Regions from separate parts of the Mus musculus genome. Here region 1 is linked to region 2. The links are chromatin loops, found by intact Hi-C in ENCODE. Cell type or tissue: left cerebral cortex. All regions are shown on one strand.

Evidence for each region. Hi-C counts contacts between places; a loop is a spot of excess contacts. Peaks named below come from ENCODE experiments on the same cell type or tissue, not always from the same donor. Only the 100,000 strongest peaks of a DNase experiment are listed, where the experiment ranks them.
Region 1: a loop joins it to region 2, with 2.5 times the contacts of the local background. A loop is called at or near these places in 7 of 42 quality-filtered maps.

What each region holds. Positions count from the first base shown.
Region 1 is chr17:65,832,268-65,840,267 of GRCm38, forward strand. Ppp4r1 (protein phosphatase 4, regulatory subunit 1) reads left to right here. Exons shown (of 20, transcript NM_001114131.1): 14 at 687-872; 15 at 2,716-2,877; 16 at 3,716-3,816; 17 at 5,417-5,537; 18 at 5,623-5,757; 19 at 6,551-6,692. Among named protein-coding and RNA genes, the nearest start is that of Ralbp1, 49 kb to the right of the region's middle. In left cerebral cortex, CTCF peaks have their summits at 4,836 and 6,222; a DNase peak (open chromatin) is centred at 4,691; H3K27ac peaks cover 568 bases.
Region 2 is chr17:65,703,139-65,711,138 of GRCm38, forward strand. All of the region lies in intron 3 of Rab31 (RAB31, member RAS oncogene family), which reads right to left. Among named protein-coding and RNA genes, the nearest start is that of Gm35477, 65 kb to the left of the region's middle. In left cerebral cortex, CTCF peaks have their summits at 2,255 and 3,272; DNase peaks (open chromatin) are centred at 2,300 and 3,283.

The DNA.
Region 1 (8,000 bases), 130 kb after region 2:
CCAGTGTAAGTTTACAGTTACCATAGAAGGAATGTGGCTTCAACTTTTTCTTTATTTTGACATACTTCTGGTACAACATCTAGTCCAAGCTGGCTTCAGAATTGATCCTCCTGCCTCAGCCTTCCGAGTGCTGAAGGACTGGCACACACTGTCACACCCTTGCCAGGAAGCATGTTGGTAATGATATGGTCATGGCAGAAACTCAAGGAGACTCACCATAGCCTCCTTCATAATGTACTTTTCAATTTAGTGACAGCAATTCTGACCTGTTTTAAGAGGCTTTTTATTTACATATGTATGTGTGCACACATATATACATTTGCTTAGTACATGCTATTTTTTTAGTGTATGTTTTGACATGTGTGTGCAATGAGTGTGGAGGCCAAAGGTTGATTTTGAATGTCTTCCTCAACCACTCCCTACCTGGTTTTTTGTTTGTTTGTTTGTTTGTTTGTTTGTTTGTTTGTTTTGAGACCAGGTCTTTTGCTGATCCTGGAGTACACCAATCTGGCTAAACTAGTTGGCCAGCAAGACCCTGGTAATCCCTTCTCAGGCACTAGATATCTCAGGTTTTGGAATTAGTATTGATATATTTTTAAATTAGTCACATTTATGTCTAACCTGCTGATAATTTATTTGAATGTTCAAATGTGCTATGTCCCTTTTTTTTTTTTTTTTTTGGTTAGGATGTTGTACCACAAGCGTTACTGGATCAGTACTTGTCAATGACCGACCCTTCTCGAGCACAGACAGTTGACACTGAGATCGCTAAGCACTGTGCATACAGTCTGCCGGGTGTGGCCCTGACTCTTGGCAGACAGAACTGGCACTGCTTGAGGGAGACTTACGAGACCCTAGCGTCGGACATGCAGGTGAGTGAGCACTGAAGAGTCTGGAAGGCAGCATATGGCTTTATTTTATTTATTTTATTTGGTTTTCACAATCTGAAGACTTCTGTGTCCCAACAAGTGGTTGGTGTTACAGAGAACTGTGACAGCTTAAAGCAGTACCAGAAAGCACTTGTCATTGTAGTCCTGTATCGTCCAAGTTTATCATAGGTGATGCTAGAGACTAAAAGATATGGTACCTCCCTAGCAGTCCTGCTGAAAGCGCTCATTTCTCACACCTTAACAGAGCTGTATACTGGGCCTGAGGTTTGGTGCCTGGGTGCCCAGAGATTTGAAATGCACACATCCCTTGAAAGCATACAGAATAAAGGGTTGTGTGGACATCTGGCTTTTCTTCTCTTTTTCAAGGCTTTGACTTCAGTACCCCTTGTTCAGTAAACAAAAAGCCAATAATAAAGACCCTGTTCTGTTAGTTATTAAGCTGTAACCTTATTATTGAGAAGGCAGTGTTGGGCCTGGCTCGCACAGGTAGTAAATGCTCACTACCCAGTCAGGACACCAGGGCTTGGCTCAGCTTCCTGGGAAAAAGGCCTTCCAGCTTCCTCACTGTGGCTTTGGGCAGGGAAGGAAGCCCAGGGCCCAGTTCATCTTGGGGTTCTGTCTTCTGTCAGCAGTCCTCAGACTCTCTGCACTCTAGCCCTTACATGCCCTGTCTTTGTAGTCCCTCCTCCAGGACATGTCTGCTTTTGTCTCTCTCAGATGAGTTACCACAAACAGGTTTACCAGTGAGTGTGTGCTATACACACAGAGGACTCTTTATTTTTGTTTCTTAAATTACCAGTTCTGTACAAATAAGTTTTGGGTTTTCTCCAAGATAACACAGTACAAGACTCGGGAGGGAAGCGTTGTATGGGTGACACAGGATAATGTTTAATACAAGTGGCCAGCAGCAGTTCAGGGGTCAGTGGTCAAAGAACTGCACAAGTTAGTAGTGACTCCCAAACATGTTTTCCCTCACAAGGGAAAAGGAAACAGTAAGTACCATAGAGGGATTTGAGAATTTATCACGGGCTGGAGAGATGGCTCAGTGGTTAAGAGCACTGGCTGCTCTTCCAGAGGACCTGAGTTCAAATCCCAGCAACTACATGTGGCTTACAACCATCTGTTATGGGATCTGAAGCCCTCTTCTAGTTTGTCAGAAGACAGCAACAATGTATTCAAATAAAATAAATCTTTAAAAAAAAAAATAGGCTGGGGTGCACGCCTTTAATCCCAGCACTCGGGAGGCAGGGGCAGGCGGATTTCAGAGTTTGAGGCCAGCCTGGTCTACAAAGTGAATTCCAGGACAGCCAGGGCTACACAGGGAAACCCTGTCTCGAAAAACCAAAAAAAAAAAAAAAAAAAAAATCACAACTTTTGACACATGGTAGAATTTTAAACTTGATATCTGTTAATTCTAATCTGATGTGATTTTTTTTTTTTTTTGGTTTTGTTTGAAGATGAGATCTCAACTCTGTAGCCCTGGTTGACCTGGGACTTTGTATATACTCAGGCCAGGCTGGTCTCAAACTCACAAAAGTCCAACTGCATCTGCCTCCCAAAGTTCTGGGATTAAAGGCATGATGTAATTTTTTTAAGTATATATGCGCATGTGGGTGCCAGCAAATGTGGGGTTGTGGGGGTTGTGGGGGAGACGCAGGTTGGAGAACATTGCCTGGATTCAGGTCTTTGCTGTCAACTGGGATCAGTGAGTCTAGCGCAGTGAGCTATCAGCTTCCTGTTGCTGGTTGGACGTCTGAGATTACTACTGTTCAGAGTACACAGCACTTTGTGCTTAGATCTCTCACAGTGATTTTTATTCCTACAGTGGAAAGTTCGAAGGACTCTAGCCTTCTCCATCCATGAGCTTGCAGTGATCCTTGGGGACCAGCTGACAGCTGCAGACCTGGTTCCAATCTTCAATGGATTTTTAAAAGACCTCGATGAAGTCAGGATAGGTGTTCTTAAACACTTGCATGACTTTCTGAAGGTAACTTCTAAATCCTTTTGCATAAATACATAAAATATATACTAAAAGTCTATTTAAGTCTAAATTCTGATTTCCTTTTCTTTTTTATTTTATTTTATTGTGCTGGCAGTGTTTCTTACTAAAGAAATATAGCCAAAAGTTTTTGTTAGCTGTGTATGACACGCCTTTCTAAGTGTGTTGCAGCTTGAGGATAAAATGATGTGGACACTGTCCATTGTGGTATTAAGGTTGCTCACCTTTGTATGGGGTCTGCTCGATTTCCTTGAGAATCAGCCATTCCACAAGGTAGTTAGTGAGACACTGGAAAGGCAAAGCTTTGAGTGCTGTGGATTTCCTATCCTCATCTGTACACCACATAGGAGTCGTGTGTCTGTCTGTCCGTCCTAAGTGTATGTATGTGCAGAATGTGTAGTGGTCAGAAGAGGTGTCTGGGTCCCTGGAACTGTAGTCATCGCCCACTGCCAGAGCCCCGGTGCTTACCACTTGAGCACTTAGCAGCCCAGCGGGCTCTCTAGCCCACGCTCTCCTTCTCAAACAGGGAAGGGATGGGGGAGCAAAAGATGGAGCTCACATTCCAAACCCCAGGCATGGGCACTAAAGATGGGCACATTGCAGGAGGTAATGGGCCAGCTAGCAAAAAAAGGCAGTGAAAGACCTTGTCTCAGGAATAAACTTAGCACCATTGCTAACTCACAGTGTTCTCTTCTGGCCTCTGCATGTGTGTGTACCTATGTGGTGTGTGTGCACAGACACTCACAGTGAAATAGAGCTGCCATGTATCTTTAGGATAATTACTATATATTTTAGTTAATAAAAGCATTTTGTTTTGTTACTTCAGCTTCTTCACATTGATAAAAGAAGAGAGTACCTTTATCAGCTCCAGGAGTTTTTGGTGACAGACAACAGTAGAAATTGGCGCTTTCGAGCTGAACTGGCAGAGTAAGTTTTAACAGCTTATTGGCACTGTCTTGTAGGGGTAGGTTTCTCTCATCTCTACCTTTTTATGCTTCCTCCTGGCCTCATGCCCCTCACGTCCTGGGGCTTCATCCTTTCTCATCTTACCTGCCTTGCTGCCCTGGCTTCCATGGAGTTGGGTATTAATGGGCATCCATTGGCAGGGTGCTGTCCATGCACTGTGGCTGAGGTGGGCTGGGGAGTTACTGCAGGTGGCCTTTTCTGGTGTTCTGTCCCATCCCTGGCTCCCAGCCGTCCCTGCGCTCAAGTACTGGTGCGTGCACATATGTACTGGGGAGTCTCCCCTCTGGCTCGCCTTAGTCCTTGCAGGCCTTTGGCTCCTGGGCTTTCTCAGAGGTTGTCCCCTCCCTGGCACCCAGCTGTGGCTGCCTGTGGCCAGCCTTCTGCACGTGCAGGCCTGTCTCCTCTCCCCAGTAGTAGGCTGTGCTGACTTGCATTTTTAACATCCATTTTTAACCTTACATATGTATGTTGTTTTGTCTTCATGTGTTATCTGTGTACCACGTGTGCCTGGTGCCTGTAGGCATCAAAAAGGGGTGGCACCCTCTGGAACTGGGGTTCAGGTGGTTGTGAGCTGTCTGCTTGCTGACTGCAGCTCATCTGGGTTTTTATCACATTTTGGAAAGTACTTCTTGCACACACTCATCCCTCAGGTGATGCAGTTTGTGTCCCCAGGGGCTTGCCTCTCTGGGATTTAATGTCAACAGCTCACCCTGTTGCCCATAGCAAACCCTGCTGGAGTCTTGAGCACTGAGTGCTTGGAAGGCTCCTGCTGCATGCTCCAGTTTTCCACTGAGCTCATGTGTGCCTTGGTGGAGTCACCCTGCCTTCTAAGCCAGTGTAGGAGGGAGTCCACGTGCCAGTGAACAGATAAAGAAACATTTTGCTCTGTTTCTATTCCTAAACGCTTTTAGTTTATTTTGTTGGCGATGTGTAATATGAGAAACTGCTTTTTTAGCATATGATGCTAGTGGCTGGAAGTGGAAATGATCTGGTATTGCTACTGTCCCAACACAGGAGAGGGAAACAGGGAAGTACCTGTGTGTGAGCATGGAGTCAGAGTAGCTGTGCTCAGTACACTAAGTGCACACATACACTCACATGCACCATACCATGCCACTGAGGATCATGGGGCCCCAACTCACAGTACAGCCACACTGCACACAAATCGCTATCCCCAGCCCTGCAGCACACAGTGTTCCTGGGGAAACTACAGGCATGGAAGCCCCCTTCTGTGTATTCCAGCCTGGAGGGTGCCCAGCACAAAAGTCAGCTTGGTTACAGAGTATCTAAATAATTAGCTGATGTCTCATTTTTTTTTTTTTTAAAGATTTATTTATTGATTATATGTAAGTACACTGTAGCTGTCTTCAGACACTCCAGAAGAGGGAGTCAGATCTCTTTATGGATGGTTGTGAGCCACCATGTGGTTGCTGGGATTTGAACTCCGGACCTTCGGAAGAGCAGAAGGGTGCTCTTACCCACTGCGCCATCTCACCAGCCCCCTGATGTCTCATTTTTAAACCTCGGGTTGATCGTTTTGTTGCTGTTTGTGTCTCTGCAGACAGCTGATTTTACTTCTGGAGTTATACAGTCCCAGAGATGTTTATGATTACCTACGACCCATCGCTCTGAATCTGTGTGCAGACAAAGTTTCTTCAGTCCGCTGGATTTCCTACAAGTTGGTATGTTTGTGCTTGTTGGCCTTTGCATCTGTGGTGTGTCCGTTCCGAGGACAGGAGACAAGCCTTACATTATGTTTCCTTCTAGGTCAGTGAAATGGTGAAGAAACTCCACACAGCAACACCACCAACCTTCGGAGTAGATCTCATCAATGAGCTGGTAGAGAATTTTGGCAGGTGTCCAAAATGGTCTGGTCGGCAAGCCTTTGTCTTTGTCTGCCAGGTAGGGAAGGCCTGGGGAGCCCTGCTCGTGAGACTCCTCCCAGTCCTGCCTCTCTCCCCTATAATCATGAGAAACTGACGCTGCTCTCTGGCTGTCTTTCATGAGGTTGCATGCTCCTCCAAGTTAGGCATTTGTTGGTTTCATTCAGCCAGCACGTCCTCAAGCTGGCATAGGCACATAGCCACGTGTGCCACAACTCCCTCCATACATCACAGTGCCCACCAGAAGTCAGGTTGGAAATCAATGTATGCGCTGGCTGCCCTGGGTCTGTTTAAAGCCAAGCATGGTAGAGTGCACCTGGATTCTCAGCACTTGAGAAGTGGACAGAGAGGATCCTGACCTAAATGACCTAAATGGAATGGGGGAAGGCAGTTGAAATTTACCTTATGATAACCCTAAGACTCAAAGATAGGGGCTGGAGAGATGGCTCAGTGGTTGGTAGCACTGACTGCTCTTCCAGAGGTCCTGAGTTCAATTCCCAGCAACCACATGGTGACTCACAACCATCTGTAATAGAATCCAATGCCCTCTTCTGGTGTGTCTGAAGACAGTGACAGTGTACTCATATATAATAAATAATTCTTTAAAAAAAAAAGAGAGAGACTCAAAGATAAGAACTTCCAACTGCTTTTACCACCACCACGGGCAGGGGTACCATTTCTAGTAGAAATAAAATGGATTTACTCTGATGGAACATCATAAAATGTCCTGAAGCATCGTATGGTATTGTCTGGGTTCCCATCTTGTGCTTGGTGATGGCTGGGCTGACAGTCACACTTGTCTCTCCCGCCAGACTGTCATTGAAGACGACTGCCTCCCCATGGACCAGTTTGCTGTGCACTTGATGCCACATTTGCTGACCTTGGCAAATGACAGGGTTCCCAATGTTAGAGTGCTGCTTGCGAAAACCCTGCGACAGACTCTGCTGGAGAAAGGTGGGTGGTGCTGGTAGGATGTATGAGCAGTAAAGAGGGTCACAGAGGCCAGGCAAGCATGACACACACCTTCAATCCCAGCACTTGGAAGGCAGACACAGAGAGGCACATGGGTTTTTGTGAGTTGGAGGCTAACCTGATCCAGTATAGCCAAGGCTACACAAAGAAACTCTGTCTTGAAAAACAAAAGTGGGAGTTGGGAGGGTATTTTAATGAAGACACTGGTGTTTGGGTGAAAGTCTTTTATTCTGGACATAGGGCATTTTTCTAACTTAAATCTTGTAATTTTGGTGATACGGTGTTTGGGGGGATGGTTCATTCTGTAAAGTGTTTGCTCTGCAGGCAAGAGGATCTGCATTTGCTCCCAAGAACCTGTATAAACGTGTGGGTTGTGATAGTGTGCATGTGTTGGAAGGCAGAGTTGGGTAGATCTCTGGAACTGAGTGGCCATCTAGGCACTGACAAGCTTAAAGTTCAGTTAGAAAGCCTGTCTCAAAAAAAAGGGGGGGGATGGTTTCACAGTCTTAGGTTTTCTATTGCTTGACCAAAAAGCAAGTTAGAGAGGAAAGAATTTATTCAGCTTACACTTCCAGATCATAGACCACCATTGGAGGAAGTCAGGACAGGAGCTCAAGCAGGGCAGGAACCTGAAGGTAGGAGCTGATGCAGAGGCCATGGAGGGTGCTGCTTACTGGCTTGCTTCCCATGGCTTACTTAGCCTTTGTTACAGAACCAAGGACCACCTACCCAGGGATGGCACCACCCACCATGGGCTGGGCCCTCCCCCATTGACCACTAATTGAAAAAATACCTCCAGCTGGATCTTATGGAGGCACTTCCTCAACTGAGGCTCCTTCCTCTCTGATGACTCCAACTTGTGTCAAGTTGACACACAGAGCCAGCCAGTACAATGTGGAAAGTAGTCAAGGGAAAATACTGAGTGCCAGTTCTGGCCTCCATACACACACAGTACATTCATACATATACAACATTTCAGAACGTAAATAATGGGAAGCAGCCAAGCTCCTCAGCAGGGTCAAACGAGGGTGCCAAGTACACAAGGTAGCCTCTGGCTCCATGTACACAGGGCTGGCGTGCCCGTCGTGAAGACACTCCCTGCAGCTTGCACTTGACTGTGGGCATTGTGGCTGAGGTAGGAGGCTCGTCTTTCCCTTCGTTCTCTAAGTAGGAGCCAGGCACCTGGCAGTATGTGTTTTGTTGGTTTTAGTACTGTGACTGCCTTCTCCAAATGCCACATGAAGTTGAGTGTGTGAGCTCATGGACAAGATATGGAAGAAATGTAGAGTA
Region 2 (8,000 bases):
TGATGATGATAATCATAATAAATAACGAGGAGGAAGAAGAGAAGGAGAAGGAAGATGAAGAAGAGAAGGAGGAGGAGAAGGAGAAGAAGGTACAAAGAACTAGAATCTTCCATGAGCTGGGATATCATACACGGATAAACATGTGTTCTGTTGAAGGGGTGCATGCTTCGTAAGGTCATGAGCCTCAATTTAGCCTAGGAATTTCCTAAAAGTCCAAAATGATACCTCGTGATAATAGTTGCCTCAAACCCGTTTTTGCTAAAAAGGCTGATTCCACACTTGAGCCCACAAGGACTGGGTGAAAGGCCTGACACTCTGCCTTTGTTTTGTATCTGCCTCCTTTACTTTGGGTCAAACTCACACTTGACTCGGTAGTGTTGAAGCAAAACAAAAACCAGGGCTCTCATCTTAAAGGGAATGAGAGTTTCTTCTGCAGCCAGGTTGAGTGACCACAGGCTGAGGACCACAGATTTCGATCACTCCAAATCCCACTTGCAATTTGGAAGCAGTTTTGTTTAGTTTTTTTTTTTTTTTTAATAATTTTACAGAACAAAGTCATAAATCAAGACAAGTTTAAAATATGTTGGCGGGTACATCAGAGAGTCAGGCAAGAGATAAGAGAAGCTTCTATCTATAGACCCAAGACATTATATGAGCTTTGGGGCTGGCAGAAGCTAGTTGTCTGTTAAGTGGCTAGGTTCCAAGAGGTTATTAGTCACAGGGTGTTTGCTCTGACACAGAGTTGGTCAGGGAATAGCTATTCTGAGGTTTGAACTAGTCGAAAATAAGGCAAGCAGTGTCTGGACTTGCTACATTCCAACCTCCCCATAGAACAGCTGGAACCCTCATCAGGCCATCAGTCTCGGCAGACACAGCATCTTTTCAGGAGGATTTGTTCACAGGAGACATCAGGCATCCTCATCACTAAGGACTAGATAGTCTTGATGACCTGACCGGGACACCACATCCATCTTCAAGGCTAACAGCGCCAAGACAACACTGTTCTGACCTTGCAGTAGCCTTGGTTCCGACAAGAGTCAAGCACAGCAGGCCAGATCAGGCCCAAACAGGACGACTGCTCAGGGCTTGCTGTTGTGCTCTGTAGTTCAGGTCACCTTGGAGAGACCAGGTAGAGAGAGCTCTTCAAAGACGGTGGTAAATACTCCTAAGCGTCCTGCAGGACTGGAGCTGAGCCAAAGAGGCCACCTCGGCAGGGGGCTGCTTCGTTCCCCACGCCTCTTACTGCAGTTCTTCCAGCTGCAAGCCCTTGCTGCTTTCCTTTAGCCGGTCCTCATAACATGGCCATATTCATCCAACCTTCACTTCCTGCCTTTCCTCCCTCCCCGTTCCAGCTCCCCTTCACTTCCTTGTTCAGTTTACTGAGACAAGGTCTCACACTATGTAGCCCAGGCTAGACTCTAACTTGTGGCAATCCTGCATCAGTCTCCTGAGCACTTGGACTATAGCTGGGCGTCACCTCTCCCGCCATTTCTCTACTTTTTACTGCCTGGTTTTTTGGGTTTTTTTTTGTTTTGTTTTGGTTTTTGGGTTTTGGGTTTTTTTTTGTTTGTTTGTTTGTTTGTTTGTTTTTTAGGGCATATCAAGATATGTAGTGAGCCGAAGCTGTGGGGATGCCTGAGCTGGACTTTGCCCTACGATTCTGTTTCTGCCGTCACCCCAGATTACCCTCCCATGCCAGCAGATGCAGCTGACACTCAGTGCATTTAGAGAATGCACAGTAAGAGCAAAGAGTATCGTAGAGAGTGGGACGTGTCTTTTCCTTCGTTCTTCCTGTTCCTTCTGCCCTGAGTATGAAACTGGGAAATGCCCTCGTAGAGTGGGATGACAGTCTAACATGGGCCAGAATTGTTCATGGTAAAGAAGGGAGCCAGAGGTCTTCAACAAGCTCCCAGCCACACGGATGCACACATAGGGGTCACAGACACATGGATAGAAGTCACAGATGTACATACAAATGTCACAGATGTGCACACCGATGCACACACAGGTTTCACGGATGCACACACAGGGGCCACAGCTGCGCACACAGTGGTCACAAGCAGCACACACAAGGGTAGCAGCTGCACACACTGGAGTCACACAGGTGTCACAGATGCACACACAGGGGCCACAACCCACTCCCCACCTCAACTCTTCTATCAAGGCCTTGGAAACACATACTGAGCATCATCATAGGGTTACCACTGAAATTACTTTTTCCCTGCACGTGTAAGTTAAATTCTCCGATTTCCCAGCAGGGGAAGACAAACAGAAGCCTCATCCAAAAGGAGCCCATTGAACGCTTTAAACAGACAAGCAAATGGTTCTTGTGAGTCTTGGATTAAGTTGAGAAGACAGGAAGTCATCCTGTGTAACAGGGCAGCATTTGAGCAGAGGCCCAAGACTTAGGTTTTCCTGTCAACTTGGCACAACCTAGGGACACCTAGGAAATGGGAACCTCAGCTGAGGGGTTGCACCAATCAGGCCAGTGATTGACGGGGGAAGGCTCAGCTCACTGTGGGTAGCACCATCCCCTAGGCGGGTGGGTCTGGGCTACTACATAAGTAAACTCGCTGAGGGTGGGCCAGACAGCAAGCCAGTCAGCATGGTTCTTGCTTCAGTTACTGCCTGAGTTTCTGCTGCGATGTCTCAGTTCAGAAAACAAAGTAGGACAAGGACCATTTTGCCACTCTGTGCCTGAGTCATACCGGAAGAAACCTGTTGTTTCAGACCAAGGTAATCCCAGAGCCTGAGAGAGTAGAACCATCACAGAATAGAAACCTACAACCTGCTGCGGCACTTGGCTAGTAGTCAGCCATGGAAGGTGGTTGCAGAGAAGAAGGTCCAATGCAGATATCTTGAGGAATTCAGCAATGAAGGGCACTGTGGTCAGCAGTCCTGACCCTTGGTTGCTGGGGCCAGACTCACCTGAGGGATAACTGCAGAGAATGATCGTGCTGAGCCTAATGCCAGTGGACATTCCAAACTCTGGGAGCTAGCTATCTGTTTGGGGGCTCGCTACTGGTGACGTAAGAACTCAAGTTCCAGGAGAGTGTTTGGACTTCATAGCTCAATCTTCTCTGCGGGGTGACTGCAGCTGCACTGGGGGAGCACAAAACCTGACCCTACAGTACAGTCCTCAGTGGATCTGCTTGCGTTCCCCACTACACAACATACTTGAGACATTAGCCAGCCTAGGGGTACCAACCGGAAATCTCTGAAGTCTGGGAGGACCTGCCTCACCCACAGGCTGCAAAGCGAAGTATGGCCAGCAGAGGCTCCTGGTACACAGAGAAAGAGAAGGCCCTGAAAAGGCCTGGTACTTGCTGGCTTGGACAGACTCTCCTGGCAGATCGCACCTTGTTTGTTGCTGGAATAGCAGTTTCTTTCCCAGCAGTCCTGGAATAATAGCATTCTCAGAGAGATGATCTAGGATGACCCCAAAATAAAACTCAAAAGAGCTATTTATTATCCATTGTAGCCCACAGTTACCCAAACTGTGATAGAAAAACCACAAGAAACAACAACAAAATCAAGGTCAGACAGTATTCCCAAAGATCCTGAATTCTATGCCATATTAAAAAAAAAATCATGAAATGGATGAAACGACAAAGAATTCAAAACTCTACTTATAAAACTGACTTCAACAAGGATACAAGGAGATCAATGGATTAGAAAAATCAATTCAAGATCTGGATAGAAATTCAGGTGAGAAAGTAGGTAACCCAGATGAGAAATTCAACACCAAAGAAGAAAACAGAGAGAGAGAGAGAGAGAGAGAGGGAGAGAGAGAGAGAGAGAGAGAGAGAGAGAGAGAGAGAGAGAGAGAGAGAGAGAGGATAAGGGGGAGGTTAAAAATGAAAAACCTCAATCAGTAGAAAAACATGGCCCATGGCCAGTCCCCACCGTCCACGAGATCAAACCCTAGAGGGAATATCAGATGTAGACGACAAGTTTGAGAGTACATTTCAGGGAGACATCGGTGGGGGAACAGGCGAGACCCACAGCCTTTCTTGGGCATGTACTACACACCAGCTTTCTCGTACATGTTTCTATGACCTCTCTTAATACCCATACGTACCCATACTTAAATCTATAGTAAAAATCTTTTCCTAAGTTTGCTTCAGAAAGAGAGTGCAGTCAAGTACTAAAAAATGAATGTATCGAAAGCTCAGCCATGAAACCGTAGCAGAACTACCCAAATCTGGAGCGGTAATCTTACTCCAGAACAAGAAGCATCTAGAACTTCAAGTGGACGTGGCCCGAGAAGAACCTTCTGTGACACGTCACAGCGGAAAGGCCCAGACTACAGGAGAAAGAGACAGTATTAAAAGGTGCAAGATAAAAAGAAAATCCTGACTCACAAACAGACAGACCACCAGGACCATAGCCTTTCAACCCTGAGGTTGAAAGTCAAGGAAGCAGATCAGTAGTTAGCAAGTGCCAGGCAAGAGGGAGGTGCCCTCCAAAGCCATCTTTTAAAGTCACCGAAGGACAGAGGCACTGCAAGGCAAATGCAAACCAAGCAGCTGGTGGCCAGCAAGCCAGCAATGCAGCAGCAACGGATTAAATGGGAGAAGACATCAAAGGACAACCAGGGAAGATTCAATTGTATCGGCTCAGGAAATACATAAACTTCTAATACACACTGGGGAGGCAGAAAGGAACAAATGGTTCTTAAACCAACTGGGAAATAAACAGCAGAACTTTATGAACCAGCAGCTTTCTCTGTGGTGGGTGTTCTGGGTTGTCAACTCCACAACATCTGGAACCAGCTAAAAACCCAAGGGTCTGGGCACACCTAAGAGAGATTTTCCTTAACTAAACAATTTGAAGTGGAAAGACCCACCTTTAATCCTGATCTTTTGAGGTGGGAAAATCCACCATTAATCTGGGCCACATCTTCTGGTAGCAGCCTGGATAGAGGGCATGGAAGAGGAAAACTCTCTTTGCCTGCTTGCACATGCTCTCTTTATGACATTAAAGTCTACATTTTTGGGATATACTTCAGGGTGTGCTGAATGGCAGTTGAGACATCTGATCATTGTGATGGCTTTTGGGAAGGAAGATTGGGGGCGTCATAGGTCATGGGGTCAGATGAGGTCACAACTACTGGATTATTAGACTTTCTATAGTTAGACAGCTATTGCTGGATCAGTGGGACCACAGGCCTATAAGCTATTCTAATAAATACTGTGTGTGTGTGTATCACAAGAGGATAACAGTTGGATGAACATAAGTAAATCACAAAGATATATACATATATATGAAATCCATTATTCTATACACTAAAAAAAATTAATGCATCACCTGGTAAAGGTACTGGCCTTCAGTACACATAAACACACATATGAGAGAACAACACAATAAAATACAATTTAAAAAATTAAGTTTTAGAAGCTTGAAAGCTGATTTTGTGAAGGCTGATTTAAGTGGAAATAAAAGGGCTCAGATTAGTCTAAACAAGCTCAGAAAAGACCAAAATTAGAGACCTCACACTTCTCTACCAAGCTACAGTCCCAAGGACGGGGAGGCACCTGGTGAGAGATACGAATCTAGGTCAAAGGAAGTTCCCTCAGGGTCCAAAATGAAAGCCTCCTGTCTGTGGCCAGCTGCTTCCCAGGGAAGGTGCCCAGCAGTTAACTGGACAAAGAGTTGTCTTTCTAACAAGCCCCACTTTGTGCCAGATGCATGAAGTGAGAGGCTGGATTCCTTTCATATCAGATGCGCAAAAGGTAAAAATCATAAAAGCTTGGAAGAAAACAGGCGTGCATCTTGGTGACACTGACTGGTGTTGATGGAGGGTGGGGGTAGTTACAACCTCAGGCATTGCCAGTGGAAGCTAAAGTGGCAAAGCCACTTTGAGAAACAACAGCTTGGCGTTTCTTCTGTGTTACCATAGATACTGTATAACCCGTGATACTAAAGTAACACACACCCACAGAAACTTGTATATAAATGTTTACAGCACAATTACCCATGACAGCCCAAAGTGGAACTAACCCAAATGTCCATCAGTTGATAGACAGATAAACAGTCTATGGAACAGGCTCTGAAAATCCAAAGTATTCCAATAGTTGAAGATGGAATACGAACATGGTGCCACAAGGTGGAAGTCCAGTAAAAATAAATACAGTATTATCTCCAGGCTGCACATAGAAGACAGATATGAAGCATACATAAGTCTTATGCTTAAATGTGGGTTCAGATTTACACTGCTCACACGCATGGTAACACTTGACAATTCACTCACAGTTTGAGGGCACACTCCCCTCGTGGTGACAGGAACAGGGACAGCCAGCGACATTACAGTTAGAAGCAAAAGAGGTGAATGCTGGTCCCTGGCTCACTGTGTGACTTTGGCTGGTTTGACACTTGCTATGCAGACTAGATTGGAATTGAATCCCAGGGATCCACCTGTCTGCCTACTAAGTGCTGGGAGCAAAGGCAGCCTGTAGCACCATAGACCCCCAGACCCTGGAACATTGCCATCCATATTCAAGGCAGGTCTTCTTTCCTCTCCATACCCTCCCTCACAGACATACCCAGAGGTCTGTCCCCTGGGTGATCCCAAACTCTGTCAAGTAGACAATCAAGATTAACCACCACAGGCCCCATCCACAAGACTTATCATTTTATCTATGCAAATATTGCTATATTCAGATGCTCAGGAATCTGAAACATTTCCAATATCAAACATTTCATAGAAAGGATACTCAACTTACCTATCAATACAATGGGCTATTTGTTATTCAGCACAGACAAGAAAAATACTTACTTGTGCTGCCATACTTGGATAAAAATGAACAATACGCTAAGTGAAAGAAGCCAGTCACAAAACAACAACAACAAATCCACAAGTTGTATAATCCATTTGTCTAAAACATCAAGCAAGTGAAGGAGCTCCCCCTCGGTATCTCAAGGGAAAACATAGACTTAGTATGTGTGAGATCCAAGGTTGGATCCCAAAATCCATGGAGGAGGAGGAGGAGGAGGAGGAGGAGGAGGAGGAGGAGGAGGAGGAGGAGGAGGAGGAGAAGGCTGCAGTGAGAAAGGAGACAGGAGAAGGATGAAGAAGAGGAGGTAAACCAGGGAAACTAACACTGAGCATCTAATGTGTCTATAGTTTCTTTCCATGAAGACAAAAATGTTCTAAAAACAAAAACAAAACTGACTATAGTAACAGTTGCATAATTCTGAATACTGCAGACCCCACAGAACTTGACAGTCTAGACAGATGAAATATGCTGTGTGTGAACTAGACGTTTCAGAAAAAGAAGGGAGCCAAGTAATATTCCACATTCCAACAAGGGACAAAGAAGCAAAGGCAGACACAAGTATGCTCTGATATGTGGCTTCTAACCACCAAGACAGCACATGGCTTTCCCAGAAAGATTAAAAGCCCAGTTCCGCTGGTCCCAGGGCAATTGGGCAATGAGACCAAAGAAAAAGGCTCCAGCTTTGACTGAGTCTAGGATGGGTAAAGAGAGCTGTGAGGGAAGAAAAGCAGGAGACTCCCACAGTCGTGGGTACCCCACTGGGTTCTTTTCCTAGACCATTCTCTGTAGGAAGCAGAGAAAGCCCTGCGTAGAGGGAACGCATGTGGATCACGTGGCCATGTCAGTGACCCCATAACATCCGGCCACTGGGGGAATGCCAAAGCTTTCTCCTACCATGAAACGGAAATGGGAAAGCTAACCCCTTCTGTTCCCTGTGTGAATGTTAACAGTCCACAGAATATGTCCACCATAGCTTCTCCACGCAGACGTTTAAGAGCTGAAGACGGCGCCTACCAAGACAAGCTAAGCATGCCTCCTCCGTCAATCTGTGCTGGTCCACCTGGTACCGGGAGACCTGCTTCCTCCTCTGTCTGTACAGCAAAGCCAGCTGTAGGCAATGACCCTTCCCCCATATCCCGGCCCCGTTCAATTCTAAATAATGAACATGCTGAGTTTTTGGCGTGCCCAGTCCACCGGATTCCAGCTTTCCTGTGGGTCTAT